2 separate regions of the Mus musculus genome follow, and region 2 is linked to region 1. Evidence: chromatin loops called from intact Hi-C (ENCODE). Cell type or tissue: left cerebral cortex. All regions are shown on one strand.

The links. Hi-C counts contacts between places; a loop is a spot of excess contacts. Peaks named below come from ENCODE experiments on the same cell type or tissue, not always from the same donor. Only the 100,000 strongest peaks of a DNase experiment are listed, where the experiment ranks them.
Region 2: it touches region 1 in a loop (3-fold over the local background); 2 of 42 quality-filtered maps call a loop at or near these places.

What each region holds. Positions count from the first base shown.
Region 1 is chr2:148,874,561-148,882,560 of GRCm38, forward strand. Cst3 (cystatin C) reads right to left here and starts at 952. Exons shown (of 3, transcript NM_009976.4): 1 at 593-952. The coding sequence starts at 817. In left cerebral cortex, a CTCF peak has its summit at 979 (motif pointing left); DNase peaks (open chromatin) are centred at 216, 973, 3,006 and 4,776; H3K4me3 peaks cover 1,464 bases; H3K27ac peaks cover 5,299 bases.
Region 2 is chr2:150,662,122-150,670,121 of GRCm38, forward strand. It overlaps Acss1 (acyl-CoA synthetase short-chain family member 1), which reads right to left and starts at 6,119. Exons shown (of 14, transcript NM_080575.2): 1 at 5,764-6,119. The coding sequence starts at 6,076. It overlaps E130215H24Rik (RIKEN cDNA E130215H24 gene), which reads left to right and starts at 5,373. Exons shown (of 2, transcript NR_040331.1): 1 at 5,373-5,836; 2 at 6,340-6,811. In left cerebral cortex, a CTCF peak has its summit at 4,554; DNase peaks (open chromatin) are centred at 90, 1,403, 1,865, 5,123 and 3 more places; H3K4me3 peaks cover 1,964 bases; H3K27ac peaks cover 4,591 bases.

The DNA.
Region 1 (8,000 bases):
TGAGTGAAGGACCTGAGTGTTCGTGGGTTCCCAATTTTCCAAATGGAATCTTGGGTATGTAGAGAATGCCCTTGTTTTCCGGAAGTGTTGACTCTGAAAGTATACACAAAAATAAGTGACTATAAACACACACCCACGTACACGTGCTCCTGAGTAGAGCAAGGAGATTGGAACATGGCCAAGTGTTTACTGGAAGGATGGGGTGAAATCTGCCGTCTGTCAGAATGAGTTTCAAGTAGCGCGATTAAGTGAAGCCAGATCATTAGCAGTTGACATTGACCCCAGGCGGCTAAGGGAGGTGAGCTCCGCCCAGGGAGCGTTTGACCTACATCCTTAGTACCTTCTCTGGGTGGCCTTTTGGAAACAGAGCTAGGAGGCCCACCCGCTGGGCTCTTCTGAGTTCCAGAATAAACAAAAGATGAATGTTAACACAATGAGTAGACCAGAGAAGAAAGGAAGAGAGAGGACCGCTCCCATAAGAAGCAAAGGTGTTGATTAACAACTGCAGATGCAAACCGCGCCCTAGCTAGGGGTGCCTGGGTGGGAGCGGCCTGGAGACGTCGGGAGAGCAGGGGACAGCAGGGACACGTACCTGCTTACGAGCTCTCACCACCTGTATGGCGCGGCTGTGGTACGCATCGTTGCTGCCCTTGTTGTACTCGCTCACAGCGAAGTCCAACGCTCGCCGCACGCCTTCCTCATTGGCATCTGCCTCCTCCGGGGCTCCCAACATTCGCGGGCCTTGTTTTGGGGTCGCCGCCCAGGCCACGGCCAGGACGGCCAGCAGGAACAGCAAGGAGCGCAGCGGGCTGGCCATGGTTGGCTAGGACAAAGGGATAAAGCTCCAACAAGACTCTGAGTTGGTGCAGAACAGACGCTGCTACTCCGTGCGACTTTTACCCAAATGCGAGCGTTAGGGACCCGCCCGCCTCTCCTGGCTCCTCCTTTTCCGGCGGCCACCCTCCCTTTTCCGTCTGCCCCCTAGCGGGCCCCGCCTCCTCTTCCGAACGGCCCCGCCCTCCCTCTGCTTCAGTCAGCTGCTAGTCTGTTCTTGCCTTGTAGGTCAGATACCTCTTAAAGAGCTGCCAGATTCCCATTCCCTGCTGAGCCTCCCCTCCCCCATCCCTGCCCCGCCTCTCCCTTCCTTCTTCACTCTTAGCTTTCTGTTCTTACCAGTTCCTCTTCTGTGCCCTTTTCCACAGCTTCCCCTTTTACTCCAAGTTCCCTGTTTCATGAAGTGTGGTTTCACCAGAGAAGTTGGTCATTGCTCTCTGGACCCTAAAATGCCAGTGACATCTGAACCCTGTTTCTCCAGAAAGGAAAAGGGCAACGAGTCTTTAATTTCCTGCATCTTCAAAGTTCAGCCTCGATCACTTGATGGAGAGCAGGGTCACTATGTGGGAATGCTCGGAGCAGGGCTATTATTTCATTTTCCTGAAGGCCCTGTCCTAAGATACTTGTCAAAGGAAAATAAATTGATCTTGGGGGAGTGGGGAAGTGTGCAGCATTCTGTGTAACTACTCATTATCCTTAAAGAAACCATCCTAGGCTTCTTCCTAGACCAGGCCACTCTAGGGCCTGGAGATACCACAGGAGGCCAAGCCCCGAATGGATATTGTAACAGGCTGCCCAGTATATCCATCTAAGATGAACCCATGTGTCTTTTATGCTTCCTAGTAGACAGGTTAAAAACTACGGTATGAGGCTGGGTATGATGGCGCATGTATTTAATTCCAGTACATGGAAGGCAGAAGTAGGTAGATCTGTGTTCAAGACCAGCTTGGTCTACATCTCTGGTTCCAGGCCAGCAAGGGCTACACAGTGAAATCTTAGAAGAAAAAGAAGAAGGAGGAGGAGGGGGAGGGGGAGAGGGAGAGGGAGGGGGAGAGGGAGAGGGAGGGAGAGAGGGAGAGGGAGAGGGAGAGGGAGAGGGAGAGGGAGAGGGGGAGGGGGAGGAGGTGGAGGAGGAGGTGGAGGAGGAGGAGGAGGAGGAGGAGGAGGAGGAGGAGGAGGAGGAGGAGGAGGAGAAGACAGGGCTACACAGTGAGACCCTCTTGTTAAAAAACAAACAGACAAATCAGTGATAACAAAACCCAAATATTGAAGTCTTTAATACGTTTTATTTAACCTATCAAATGTAATTTCAATATATAATAATAACTCTTAAGGAAACAGATTATATTCCTTAATGTGTATAGTAATCCTTTAGAGTCTGTGTATATTTGTAACATTTAGGACCAATGTTCACTCAGTCTGACCCCCCTTTCCACATCTGCTAACTGCTGATGCTGGTGGCTATAGTACTGCATAAGGTTTAAGCTTTAAAGTTTAAGGTTTGTGCTAGTGGTAGTATGGGAGGTGATCAATAATTAAGATCAGATGATTATAATGCTCTGTAGAAAGTGAGATAGGGGGAGCAAGAGATGGGTGCCAGTAGATATTAGTTGAAAGATCCCTTTGGGATTCAAACAGTCGAGGAGTTCCACCTAGACCAGGGAGATAGCACCAGTCAGAGGGAATGACCCCTGCTTAGGTGATGAGGTCCAACAGGGCTTTTCTGTTTAGAAACAAGGAACACTGGCAAGGGGTAAGTTTACATAAGCAGGGAAGGGGTAGGGCCAGGACTCTAACTCTGGCAGCTGTGTGGATGCTAGAGGAAGGCTGGGGCTTGAGGGCTATGGGACAAGCTAGTGAGAGGGCAGGCAGCTGAGGATGAACATTCAAGCACAAGGTCTATTCGAGCTGCTCCCCTAAGGGAGCCTCACTGTGGGTCTGTGATTTCCCTCTGATTGGAAGGTTACATAGTTTCCACTGACTTACCAGGAGTGAGGTATTGTTAACATATGACTTATTTTATGTGTATAAAATAATTTCAATGAGTGCACACAAATTCAGCACATGTGGCTGACCTTGTAAAGTTCCCTGGTGCCTTTTTGGTCCGTGTTGGTGCCCACTGGACCCTTGCCAGTCCATCTGTCCCTGGAGGCTCATTTTTCTGTCTATTCTTGGACTTCCTGTAAACATGTAGTGAGAGCAGTGTCTGGCCCTCTGGGGCAGAAGCACCATGAGGTTCCTTTGCACTGTTTCCTTAACCAGATTCTTAGTTCCCTTTCTCTTCAGGTAGAATATATGTTCAAGTGGATACTGTGTAGGCAGACACACCCTCCAGCTCAGGATCAAGCAAGCCCATGCTCACTATGCACCACTGGGAGTAGACAGGATTGAGTTGAGTTCTATGCAGATAGCTGACTTTATTTCTTCTTTCAACCTCACTCTCTTATGTTCTGTACTTGAAAATGCCCCTGTGACAAATGAGCTGGTAGTGAAGGTATCTGGTTTTGAGAGGAACACTGGAAGGTCCTGGGCTCTCAAAGGATACAAAGAAGGATTATATTGGGGGTGGTAGGTACTGGTAACTTAGTGACATCTCTGCTCTGACCTTGGGTCTGAGCTCTGGATTAGACCCTATCAGCAGGAATCTAACAGATACTAACAATGTCACTAATGAGTATTTATGTTAAGGATTAGAATAGGGGACCCTGAGGCATTGCTATAACCTAACCCCACTATGAGTACCAGAGTAATAATGTTTATGCTGCCCTACAAGATAAAGCACCTGCGGCAAGAAAAGCAATTGTCATTTGTAAAGTGGAAATCGTTAAACACCTGTATGTGATATTTTCCTAGATAAATAGAAAAGGGGAGGCAGACTGACAGACAGATAGGAAAGAGGGCTGCATCTGGCCAGGTCTCTCTGAGCAGAATGCTGGGTAGACATTGGATTTTTCTGGGGCTCTAATCTCAGGACCATTGTTTTACAGAGAGTGAGTTGAACCAGGGAGAACCCTCCTTATCCCATCATTTCTCACTAGAAAGAAGGTCCAAGGTGGACTAATGTGGATGGGAGCATGTTGGAGAGAAGTGATATGCATGTTGACCTCTGTGACCATACTGCCTGCCATATCTCTATTATACGGTTGGCTCAGAATTATTTGAGAGAGTAGGTGACCTGTGAGTGGTACCTCTGATCCCCAAGGGTCAGACACTACAGAAGTGTACTTTCAGGAACTGTAAGGACAGCTTCCAGTTAGGTGCAGTAAGAGGTGGAAAGTGAGACAACTCTTGGGTTAAAAAGTCTGCTTATTCTTCATCTAGCTCACTTGGAGGCAGGGCTAGAAGTGGCAAAGAGATGGCAGGCTTCAGTGGTCACAGCTCAGCATGAAAGAATAGTTTGTGTCCTGGGGCCTGCAGTTTCCAGATAAACGACTGACATTCCAGACATTCTGAGAAAAGCAGGAAGCCAAGAGCTGAGCCACAGGGCTCCTCTTATAATAGGAGAACCTGAAGCTTCCCTTATAGAGTGCCTGAGGCTCTTAGAGGTTGGGCTCTGAAGTCCCCTGTGCACCCACTTCTGTATTCTCCCCCTTCTCTCCTTTTCCTATTACCAATTCATGGTGTGATGGGTGCTTCCAGGTTTTGTGCTCGAGCTTCATTGCAGTGTTAGGGCTGGGGTGGGGTTGATCCCTTATCACTGGAAACTGTGATGTATTCCATGTAGAGAGATGTGGGCGAGCAGTGTCTAGTGTTTTCTATCTGACTGTTTTACAACTCACAGGAAGGTAGATACTGTCTATTCTGCTAGTCTTGAGTTCAGGTTGCTTCTTATTCTCAGACTATTTACAAGAGTAGAGGCAGGGATGGATTTACTACAGCCTAGTGGAGAGGCATAGGGAAAGGACTTCTGAGGACACAGGCAGCTGGCTGGAGCAGCAGGATGCTCCACCCATTTTTCTGGGCTTCAGCTTACAAGCTCCCACCAAGAGGAAAACAGGATGGCTGGCTTGAGGTGACAATTCCTTTCAGGATTGATCCCCAGGTGGTCAGAAGTTCTGTCTAACCCATGAGACAGGCTGACGGTCTGCCTCTCAGTGCTGTGCAACTGAAACTTGGCCCCTTTAACAGGGTGTCAGAGAAAATAACTCCTGCCCTATCTCAGACATGCTCAGTGGATTCCTGAATTTTGGGGCTAGAGGTCTGATGTTACCAGGGCACTGTTGTTCTCCTTCAAGTGCCCTTGCCTCCTTTACCTTAACTAGGTAGCTGGATCCCGTGTGGAAGACCTTTCTTTGCTATGGCCTTCTCTATCAGGCTGTGACCTCCTGTTTTGACAGTACTAGACCGGGAGTGTTCAGGCTCAGCAGAGAGTCCTGCTAAGTGAGTTCATAGAGACTTCACTCTTCATATCTGACCATCAGTATGTAGTTTTTCATCCTCTTTCAATGTCCCTATACTGTTTTTATTAAAAATCTTAGTCCCATTATCTGGAAAGCTCTACTAATGAATGTCTTCCCAATTTTTCCATCCCTTAACCCCTTCTATTCAGCTCCTTGCCTGTAATTCTCTGCTTTTATTACTGAGTTTAGAGTTAAGGTGCTACTCTCTCCTACTTCCTTTGATCTCGTCTCCTTTGCTAAAGCCAGAAATGAAGTCCTTCTGAAGTTTAAACGAAGCTATTTGCTCTATCACTCTAGTCTTATGGAACTCACGGTGGAAATATTCCTACTTGGAGACTAGGGGAAGGCAGAGGGCAGATGGGAAGGAGGGAGGAAAGAGCAGGCTGCTGTGGAAGCTAGTATCTGGGGGCATTTTCCTTCATTTTATTATGAAATAGTTTAAAACTACAACAAGGTCATAAGAAATCTAAACATCTATATCCATCAGTCTGTCATTCATTCATATTAGACTGAATTAACTTTTCGGCTTGTCTGTCCACCTATCATTCTCTTCCTATTGTGAAATGCATTTTTCACTGGATACACTTTGCAGTTGCAGACACCAATATATCCTACTCCTAATCACTTGAGTCTACTTGTCCCTAACTACAGCTGGGTATTTGTTTGCAGTGTTTTCATTTGTTGTAAACCTGTCTCAAAATGTGCAGATCTTAAGTGCACTTGTACCAAATCTTGCAGAGGTGTACTGTACCCTGGTGCCACCCAACTCCCATGGGATGCAGAGAGGCCCTTCCCTACCCCTCCAGCCAGTTCGGATATTCACCAGCCATCCCAACAACTGATTCCATCTCTGTCATAGTTTATTTTGCCTCATGTTTTCATCACTGGAATTGTATAGTATATTGGCATTCAGGTCTGGCCCTTTTCACTTCATTGTGATGTTTTTAGAAGTGCCATGTTGATGAGCTACACATGTCTTTATATTTGATTACCATCATGAGTTTCCTTTTGCAAAGACTCTTGGGATGTTCTATCCTTGGGTTCCTGAAAAGTCTGGGCATAGCTGATCATGTCTCTTGGCTGTCTTCACTGCTCTCTCTTTTTCTTGTTTCCATTTCACTTGGAATAATTTCCTCTCCTCTCCCCAACCCCCCATTTTTAAAATCATGATACAAATTAAATCTAGAAACACTAAAACTGGAGTAAAACTTCATTTAATCCAACATTGAGCAGTTTTCCCAACTCCTCCCCCACATTTGAAAATAAAAATACATTTTTAAAAAAAATTAAAGCATTTTCATTATAAAAACAAATAAAAAATAAAAACATACAGGAGGTAAGTTACAAACATGCATGTGAATTTGTATGTGGGTATGTGTGCTCATGTGCCTTCATGTGCACACATTTGTCTGTGAGTACACATGTGTTTTAACCACACTGAGATCACGTGGAGGTTATATTTTTAATAGTATTTATTTTATTCGTTTATCATACATCACATCCTAATCATGGTATCCCCTCCCTCTGCTCACTACCCCTTCAGTCTTTTCCCCCCAGATATCTTCCACTCCCACCTCAGAAAAGAGCAGACCTCCCAGGGACATCAAACAAATACAGCATAGCAAGCTACAATAAGACCAGGCACATACCATCATATCATGATTGGATAAGGCAGCCCAATAGGAGGGGAAGGGTCCCACAATTATGCAAGAGTCAGGGACAGTCCCTGCTCCCACTGTTAGGATTTCTATAAGAACACAAAGCTACTAAACTATAACATATATGTAGAAAACTTAGATTAGACACCTTCAGATTTCCTAATCTTGCAAGTTCCCATGAATCAGTTGATTCTGTGGGTCTTGTTTTCCTGGTGGGTCCCAAATCCCTTGGGTTTCAGTAATACTACATCTCCCTCCTCAGCAGGACTCCCCGAGCTTCTCCTAATGTTTAACTGTGGATCTCTCCATCTGCCCTCATTACGTGCTGGATGAAGTCTCTCTGGTCTCTTTGATGAGGTTTCTGCTAGGCTCCTATCCTAGCACACTCTGAAGGCAGGGCAAACTGTAGGTGGAAAGGTTTATTTTTCTTGTTGTTTTGTTTTGTTTTAATTTATTTATTTGTTTTATATATGCGAGTACACTGTAGCTGTCTTTGCACACATCAGAAGAGAGTATTAGATCCCATTACAGATGGTTGTGAGCTACCATGTAGTGGCTGGAAATTGAACTCAGGATGTCTGGAAGAGCAATCAGTGCTTTTAACTGCTAAGTCATCTCTCCAGCCCGGTTTGCAAGTGTTGTGGCTGGGTTGATGTCCCGATCCCTCTACTTGAGGCCTTCTTGTTGATGGTCAATTCAGGCCCCATGTCCCCCATTCCCAGGAGTCTTTGCTAGGGCTATTCTCATAGATTCCATGGAGTTTCTAGTGCACTAGGTTTCCACCTCGCCCCTGAAATGCCTCCAATTTCAGTCATTTCTCCCAGTATTTTCTCCCTCTCTTCCTTTCTGCTGATGCCTACTGTTCCCAGTCTCAAACTTCTCCTGTCTACCTGCGAAATATATTCCATTTCACCTTTCTGGGGAGATCGTTGATTGCTCCCTTAAGCCACCCTTGTTGCTTAGCCTCTCTGGGTCTGTGGATTGTAGCATGATCATCTTTTACTAGGCAGCTAATATCAACTTATGAATGAGTACATCCTTTGTCTTTCTGGGCTTAGGTTAACTCACTCAGGATGATTTGTTCTAGCTCCACTCATTTGCATGCATA
Region 2 (8,000 bases), 1.8 Mb after region 1:
GCAACTCAATCCAAAGAATGGGCCGTGAGACAAGAACTTTCCACCTTCCAGCATTTTCAAGAGGAATTGGGCCGGGGCCCAGCACAACTGAAGGCAGAGCTCAAACCCCACCTCCTACTTTAAGCCTTCTAAGTCCCCTGTACACAGTGAGCCTCTGTCCTCCCACTTCTCAGTTGGCCTACTCCATGTAACACTTCCTTACTGTGCCCAGAGTCCTTTCTCCTGGGGACTGGTGGAGAGCCACAGACCTTCTTCACCTGCCATGTGGGTACCTTGAGCACATCACCCCAGTACAGATGCACTTTTTCACTCTGTCAAAGCAAAATTAACAGGAGACCATTGTTTTGGTCTAAGCTCTAGCACAGGCCAGACTAAAAATCAAAACGGAATTGTTCATGCTAAAGTTCATATCGCCAAGCTGAAACACGGCTGTTCATCGGACCTTTGGAGAAATCAAGATCAGAGGCACAAAAGTTGAAACCAAACTTTCAGTGTGCCTTGTGATGAAGTTCTCCCGCCTATGTGCTTATTCGGAAAAGGAGACACACAGCCTTGGTGAGTTAGCTGTCCATTGTTTTCACATGGTCCTGTCTTCCTGTTCCTACCTTTCAAGGGATGTGGCTGAAACAGCCAATTCGTTTTCTGATCTCTACTGTGAGTTCTCAGCCCTTCTCTGGCTACAAAAGGCAGCTTTCGATACTTGATATCTTTTATGAGACTAAGTGTTGTCCAACTGACCGTGTCAGAGCACATCATAGTAGTTCTTCCAACAGCAGATTTATCATCTATCTCTTTGTGTCGCTCGGGTGCTATGACAGTGGGCATCTTCCACTGTTTCTGAGGTTGGGCCTTTGTGTCTCCATCTATACAACAGGACCATTCCATGTTTGCATCATTAAGAGTGAGATATGGCCCTTAAAAACAGGGTATCTGCTCAGCCATGGGGCTCCTTCTCGGTAACTGTAGCACACAGCAGCCCAGCCCAGATCCTAACACAGTCTTATGAGCAGTTCCATTAATGCTTGTTAGTGGATCAGAGATTTAGTTTTATTAACAACACACACACACACACAAATTACAAGTGTTATTACTTCTATTACAAAGATGTGGCACACAATAATGTAGGAATTTTCAAACTCCCACCCCCAACCTTATAGCACAAGGAACGGAATGTAGAGTTTCCTACAGGCTAACTAACTGTACAACTACGAAACCACACCCCTGCTCCAAAAAGCTCTGATTGGTTGTTTAAATACACACACACCCACACCCAGCTCAGATGTAAGTGAATCCAGCACACAAAGCTTCAAGCGTCATGAAAAGGAACTGGGATTAATAAGTACACGAGGATTCACAATGGCTTTCTTTAAATAGCGAATTTCCCTGGCACATTGTGAGAACTTTCCTTCCAAAAGCTATATTTGCCAACTTTCCAGAAGCAGCTGCTATTTAAAGCAAGTCACGCTTCTGACGACGGAGAAGAATTCAGATTCTTCCAGAAGCTCTGCCTCATGAAACTGGAGCTGCGTTTTCATTTGGAGTTCCTTAAAAGGTTCGACCAGCTTTATCTGCCATCATCTCAGCCATCGAGGAAAGCATCAGCAACGTGACTTCTGTTTGTGCGGTGTTCCTAAAGTATCTAGAGGCCTTAGTGGCATTCAGTGGCAGAGTACCAGCCTAGCCTCTGTGAGACTCTGGGCTCCATTCCCAAAAGAAAAAACAAAAAAACAGAAAAACAAAAAACAACCAAACAAAAACACCCAAGAAGACTCTCAATGGATAGTTAAAGTTAAAATTAGTTTATTCCAGCCAGGCATAGTGGCAATATGCCTTTAATCCCAGTACTAGGAGGTGAAGGCAGAGGCAGATGAATCTCTTTGCATTCCAGAACAGCTTGATCTACAAAGTAGATCTGAGACTTACTGCTAAACAAGCTCACGCTTTCTAGCTCTTTCTGAACTCTAGCTGGCTGGTCAACTCAGCTGTTCTAGCTCAAACTTGTCTCCAAGATGACCGATTCAATCTGGCTTCTCTTAGTTTCTAACTGAATTGCTCTCTTTGGCCTCATACTGACTTTAGCAAGTTGTTTGACTCTTCTGGCTCCTCCTCATTCTCTGGCTTGTTCTGTCTTCACCTATGTCTAGCTTGTTATCTCTCTGCAACCTGTCCCTGTACAAGTGTCCTGGTAAAACTGCCTCCCTCCCTCTCCACCCTCTCTCTCTCTGCACTGCTCTCTTAAGTAGCTTCCCCTTCTTCTCTCTTCTCATGAGAATTGGACAGATCCTATCATGTCAAATTTTTCTCCAGTTGGTCACTTTGTCTGCCACTCAATTAAATGTCACTTTCAAACATAGGTGCTTCCTTCTACAAACTAACTTTACCTTCATTGTTTGGGATTAAGAGTGTATATTCCAGCCAGAGGGATTAAAGGTGTGTGCTAAAGGCTAGGCCACACCCGGACTAGAAACAGGTATTTTTCAGTAAATAACACAATCTCAGGGTTCACAGTGTGATCAAATATCCTGCAACAGGGTCTGTTTCAGATGGGCACAATACTCAGCAGCCTCCTGAAGGACAAACCAAGGTCACTGCTTCCCCAAATGCTTCATTAATAATTAACAGCGATGAGTGGTTAGGGCTGCACTGTGCTAAGAACAGTGTCAAGAGCTTTAATCTCACCTAATCCTAGCAAGAGCCCCGGCTGCGTGTGCTGAGAACATCATCTGATGGGGCAACAACGGCAACCAAGTACCCTCCCCACCCCAGACAGCCTGCTCAGCAGGAGCCTTCATTCCTACCTGAGTCTCTTGACCCTCAGGACACAGAACCTTCCATGAACCTAGCCATTATACCATGAGATGCTTTGTGTGGTTTGCAGGACATGTTTCAGTTGAGCCCAGCCTGAAATTTCACTTATCACAACTGTACAATCCATTCTCAGGAACCTTGATGAAATAACAGAGGATGGCTATTTTTACAAACAGTTATTTAGCTCATGCATCTAGAAGTTCAAAGGCTTGTGTCTGGTAATGCTGTCTTTGATGAGTGTGCCCTAAAATGAGGCAGAGCATCACGTGGAATGAGACATCCATTATCTCTTCTGGCCACTCCCTCTTATAAAACACCAAGATCAGAACCTTTTATCTCAGCCCGGATAACCTCTCCCAATCCTAGCTACCTCCCTCATAATAGCTGACAAGGGGACTTTACTGAGGAGCTTAGGGGATGAACCATATTCTAAGCATAGCACCCACCACTCAGGCCTCAAACCAGGAGGTGAGATATCAGGGAAGGGGAGAGAGTAGACCCCCGTGGGCCCTGAGAGTCCTGACCTAAGACCTCAGGATAATAAAAGGGTCATTATCCAGCAGTACAGCTAAATTAGAGTATGGAACAATGGTAACTACAATAATATTCCAGGACACACTGCTCTCTTTAGGTCAAATATAAGGAAACATGTGAAATGCAATGAAGTAAGAATTAAGACCTCAGTGTAGCCCAAAAGACCCAGCTGAAACCACCAAACTGTGCTGTGTGTGCTGTGCCAAGCACCTGCAGGGCCTGTCAATCACAGCTGGAAGACACCCAGCCACGGGGTTTCTAAACCTAAGAGTCTAGAGTGGGCCCCCGAATTTGCATCTCTAAAAGCTTCCTGGTCCAGCAGCATTGGTCTGGACCTTTGAAAAGCATTAGCCTGAAGATCACTGGAAGGATAATAGTGCCACTCAAATTTTTGGAACAAGTTGTCATTATCACACATAAACAGATCAGGCCTAAACAGCCCAATGACTTAACAACTCTCTAAGTGGCTCCCAGAGCAGCTGCAGTCGGTCTGTTCCCTGTTCACACTGTAACCCCTGGAGGTTGCAGAAACGGGCAAAGGGCAAAGATGCTGCTGACAGATAGGAAGCCAGACATTTGGAGAAGCTGCTTTCTTGCATGTCAGTTTGGCGAAGTTCAAACTCTGTCTGGCTCACACAGCTCTAATAGTAGAAGAATAGAGGCCAGAGAATTCCTAGAAGACCACACCCAAGCCTCACCATAAGGCTGATACCACTTCTTATCAGCTACAAGCTTGGTCGTCCCAGCGGCCTTGACCTCTTAAGGGAGGAGAGGTTTCCAAAGAAGCCGCACACTTTCTGCCCCCTTCCTTCTGCAAACTGCTATACTCACTTGAAGGACACTTTCTGCAAACGCAAGAACTTCTTAACCCAAGTTGAAGAATTTGCTGACTCAAGTCTAAAGGCAACACTTATCTAGTAAAAGACTCATTTAGATTAAACTTGTCAAGTGATATAATATACGGGGGAAAAATGACTTGTCCAAAGTTTCTTTAAAGTTTTGTGCTTTAAAAAAAGAACAGGGGGCTGGCAAGATGGCTCAGTGGTTAAGAGCGCTGACTGCTCTTTCGAAGTTCCCGAGTTCAAATCCCAGCAACCACATGGTGGCTCACAACCATCCGTAATGAAATCTGATGCCCTCTTCTGGAGTATCTGAAGACAGCTACAGTGTACTTACATATAATAAATAAATAAATAAATAAATAAATAAATAAATAAATAAATAAAAACAGACCCTATAATTTCTGAATATATTAAATCAGAACTGCTACAGCTTATTGATCACCAGTAAGCCTGGACAGGTTACTGTATCCCCACCCCCAGCACTGCGGTACAGACAGCATAAGAGGTGAGTATTGCTTTCTCATTTTACAAATGGGGCGATTGAGACGCACCAAAGCTGAAGAGGTAGTGAAACTGCAGACACCAGATTCCACCTCTAACTTTGGTCCTTAAACAAAGCATCACCTGCCACCTCGTCTTAAAGACCTTCAGTTCGTCCCTTACGCATCTCTGACCCATCCAACCCTCGCTCCCATCCCACAGGAATGCAAAAGTTCCCAACCCTCTGCTGTGCACCAGAGACACAGCCTGTCTGTCCAGCCCCTCTCAGTCCAACCCCTCCTTCAGTTCTCGGCTCCTCCGTGTGTTTCCCTGCCTCCACCCTCAGCAGAATCCGGGCTCATCAGAAAACTGACAGCTAGAGTGACTGATGTGTCTCGTTTAGAGATCAAGGGGGAGGCTGGTACATAGTCCAAGCTGGCTTTGAGTTCAGCTCCTCTTGACTCAGACTCCGGAGAGCTGAAGTTACACCTGCCTTTGACACTGTAGACGTTTGTTTTTGGGGTGCAGTTCTTAGACCGAGAACTTCCTGCCCACATACCCCAACCGGAGGAGATAAGCAGTTCCCTCCCAGGGGCTGACACTTTCTTCTTCCTGCACCCACCAAGCTCTGTTTACACTGCAAGGTTTGTCCTCAGGGGAGCCTCGAGCCCTAGCACCTGCAGTTGCCGATAGCAACCTATGTACTTTGCGTTTACCCTGCTGATCTGGGGGCCCTGAGTCAGAAAAGCCTGGACTCTTGGAGCATGGGCTCTCTCCATCTAGGCCTATCTGGGGTCCTAAGCTTTGTGTCTGAAGACAAAGCCCCCTAGAATCTGTGTTAGGGTAGAACACTCTGAGGTTAAACCGGGTATCCCCAGTTTCCCGCTAGAGACAGCGCTGCAGACTTGGGAGGGTAACTGCTGCTTCGCCAGCTGCAGTCTCTAGATCCGGTGGAATACAGAACAAAGTGACGTGACCCAAGGATTAGGGTGGGTGGTGAAGCATTCTGGAGAAAAGAGCCAAGGCCTGGGGGCAGCTGCTACTGACTGGAGCCTCCCGAGTCTCGGCGAAAATGAGCTGGACCCAGCAAGGCACTCACCAGACACATTCAACTGGCCTCCCAGGAACCAGCCGATCTTGCCCGTCCTGAAGTCACAGTCCCAGACAGTATGGTAAGGAGTGTCCCAAACTAGTGTGTCACGGGCCAGCGGCCCCCAGAAGGCGGCCGGCTCCTGGGCTGCCTGAGCGCTCAACGCGGGGTACGAGCCTGGTTGCGCTGCTGCAGGAACGCAGCCCGGGAGTCGGGTGGCGGTCGAGCGGGACACGCTCAGTGACCACCCCGATTGTCCAGAGCGCCCTTGCAGGCCACGCAGCAGTCGCCCCACACCGCTGCCGAGGCTGCGCGCCGCCATCTCGCCCGACGCCCCACGCGGGTGCGGTAGCCTGAGCGCCCCTAAGAGTCTCCACGGCCCCGCCCCGGCTCCGCCCCCGCGGCCACCACCCACTACTTCTCTCCCGGAGAAGCAGCTTCCTTGAGCCTGCCCCTTCCCACCTCTTCCCTCCTGGACAGGGACTCCGGGAGGTGGGTAGAACTAGGTTTTGTTGTGCGCCCAGTCCGGGGCTAGCCCGCGCTCTCGGCTTCAGTTTCCTGGGTTTCTGCGATCTCTTTTTACAGACCAAATAACTTTCTGGCTGGCGACAGAAGCTGCAAGTACACGGTTGGCCCAGCCTCCGGACCTGGGACACAGGCAGCGCTCTGAGATAAGATTGGGAACGCGTCTAAGTGGTCATAAGAGCGAAGCAGCTCACAGATGGTGTGGATGAACCGTCAGTTGGTTCAGCATACCATAGATTGAAGTCAAAGCTTTCCTCCTTAGGAGACCTTCTGAGAGTAAAGCCCTCTCCCAATGGTGTGGGCCTGTACAACCATGCCACACACACATAAATCACCCGCAGCGGGCTAAAGGGCTGATGAGCAACCCTGGGGGCCTTCAAACAGGAAAGGAGGTGCTATGAAGGCCTGAGTCCAGTAACAATATTTTGGTTACCAGCTGCTGACCTCTGCCAGGGCAGGTACCACTTCCTTGGGACCCTTTGCTGATTCCAGGTGGTGGGAAGCTATGGGAAAGAATAAATCAATGTCCATATCACATTGGGCCTCGTTGACCATCAGCTCCGTCATGAAGTTCAAGTTTTTGTTACTGAATAATCAAGAGTAAAAAGAAATGTGTCTCTACCAAATACTTAAGAAGTGAATAAATAATAAAAAAAATAAACACTAGAGGTCGGAGACTTTGGAAAACTGGTTTGTGGAGTTCTTCGGGCTGGCAAAGACTTTTTCCTGTTGGCAATGACAGCTGTAGATAGGTAGTTTCCTTGGAGGGGATACTGTGGGCAAGCTGCTGAGGAGGAAGGCGGTGCCAACAACTAGCACAGGCATATGTCCTGCCCTCAGCCAAGCACTTGTCCTTAATTCAAAAGTTAGGCAAGTGGGCACAGTGGTGCACATCTGGGGTCCCAGCTATTCACGAGTCCAAGGCAAAAAGATCACACCCTGGAGACCATGAGTTTGAGAGTAGCCTGAACAACATTGCTAGTCTCCACCTTAAGAAACCAAATCAAACCAAAAGCTAGGCTAGGGCCAGAAACAAAACAATGGAACACAGAAGGTTACATAGTGCTCGAATAAATAAGGAAGCACTCAAGCTAATAAAAAGAGACTTATAAAAGAGCACATTTTAGTTGAACACATAAAGCTATAGGTAAGAGAAAGGGCAGACTCTGCCAGGTGGTCTGAGAGATACCCACCAACACTTCCTCCTCCAGTGTGTACTCGGCATTTCCTGCTCCACCAAGACCAGGAGACTGAGCTGGAGGTGTGGAAGCTGAGTTGGGGGTGTGGCTCAGAGACAAAACACCTGCCTAGCATGCACAGGCCCTGAGTTCTACTGTCAGCATGCATAACCCTCTAAAAGGATGAAGATCCAGGCTAGCTGACCTCCTAGCTTTACTCCAGAGGACATGGCAGAAGTGATACTTTGACAGGCTGGCTAGATGCCAAGGCTGTGTTGAGGAAACCCTGTGTGCTGCTTCTTTTTTTTTTGGTTGGTTGGTTCCCAGCTGCCATGGTGTGAGGGAGTTGGTCCTGCCTTCTGGGGGCAAAGAACCCACAGAGAGACTGAGTTGCACCAGCCCACAACCAGGAACAGCTCTGGACAGATGTGCATCCACCTTGGCTGCTCTATACCAGGTATGGAGCCTCACCCTCAGCACAAAAGGCCTTTCTAGTGATTTGCGAGGTTGGAAGAAGTCTCAGATAATCTTAACTTTATTACT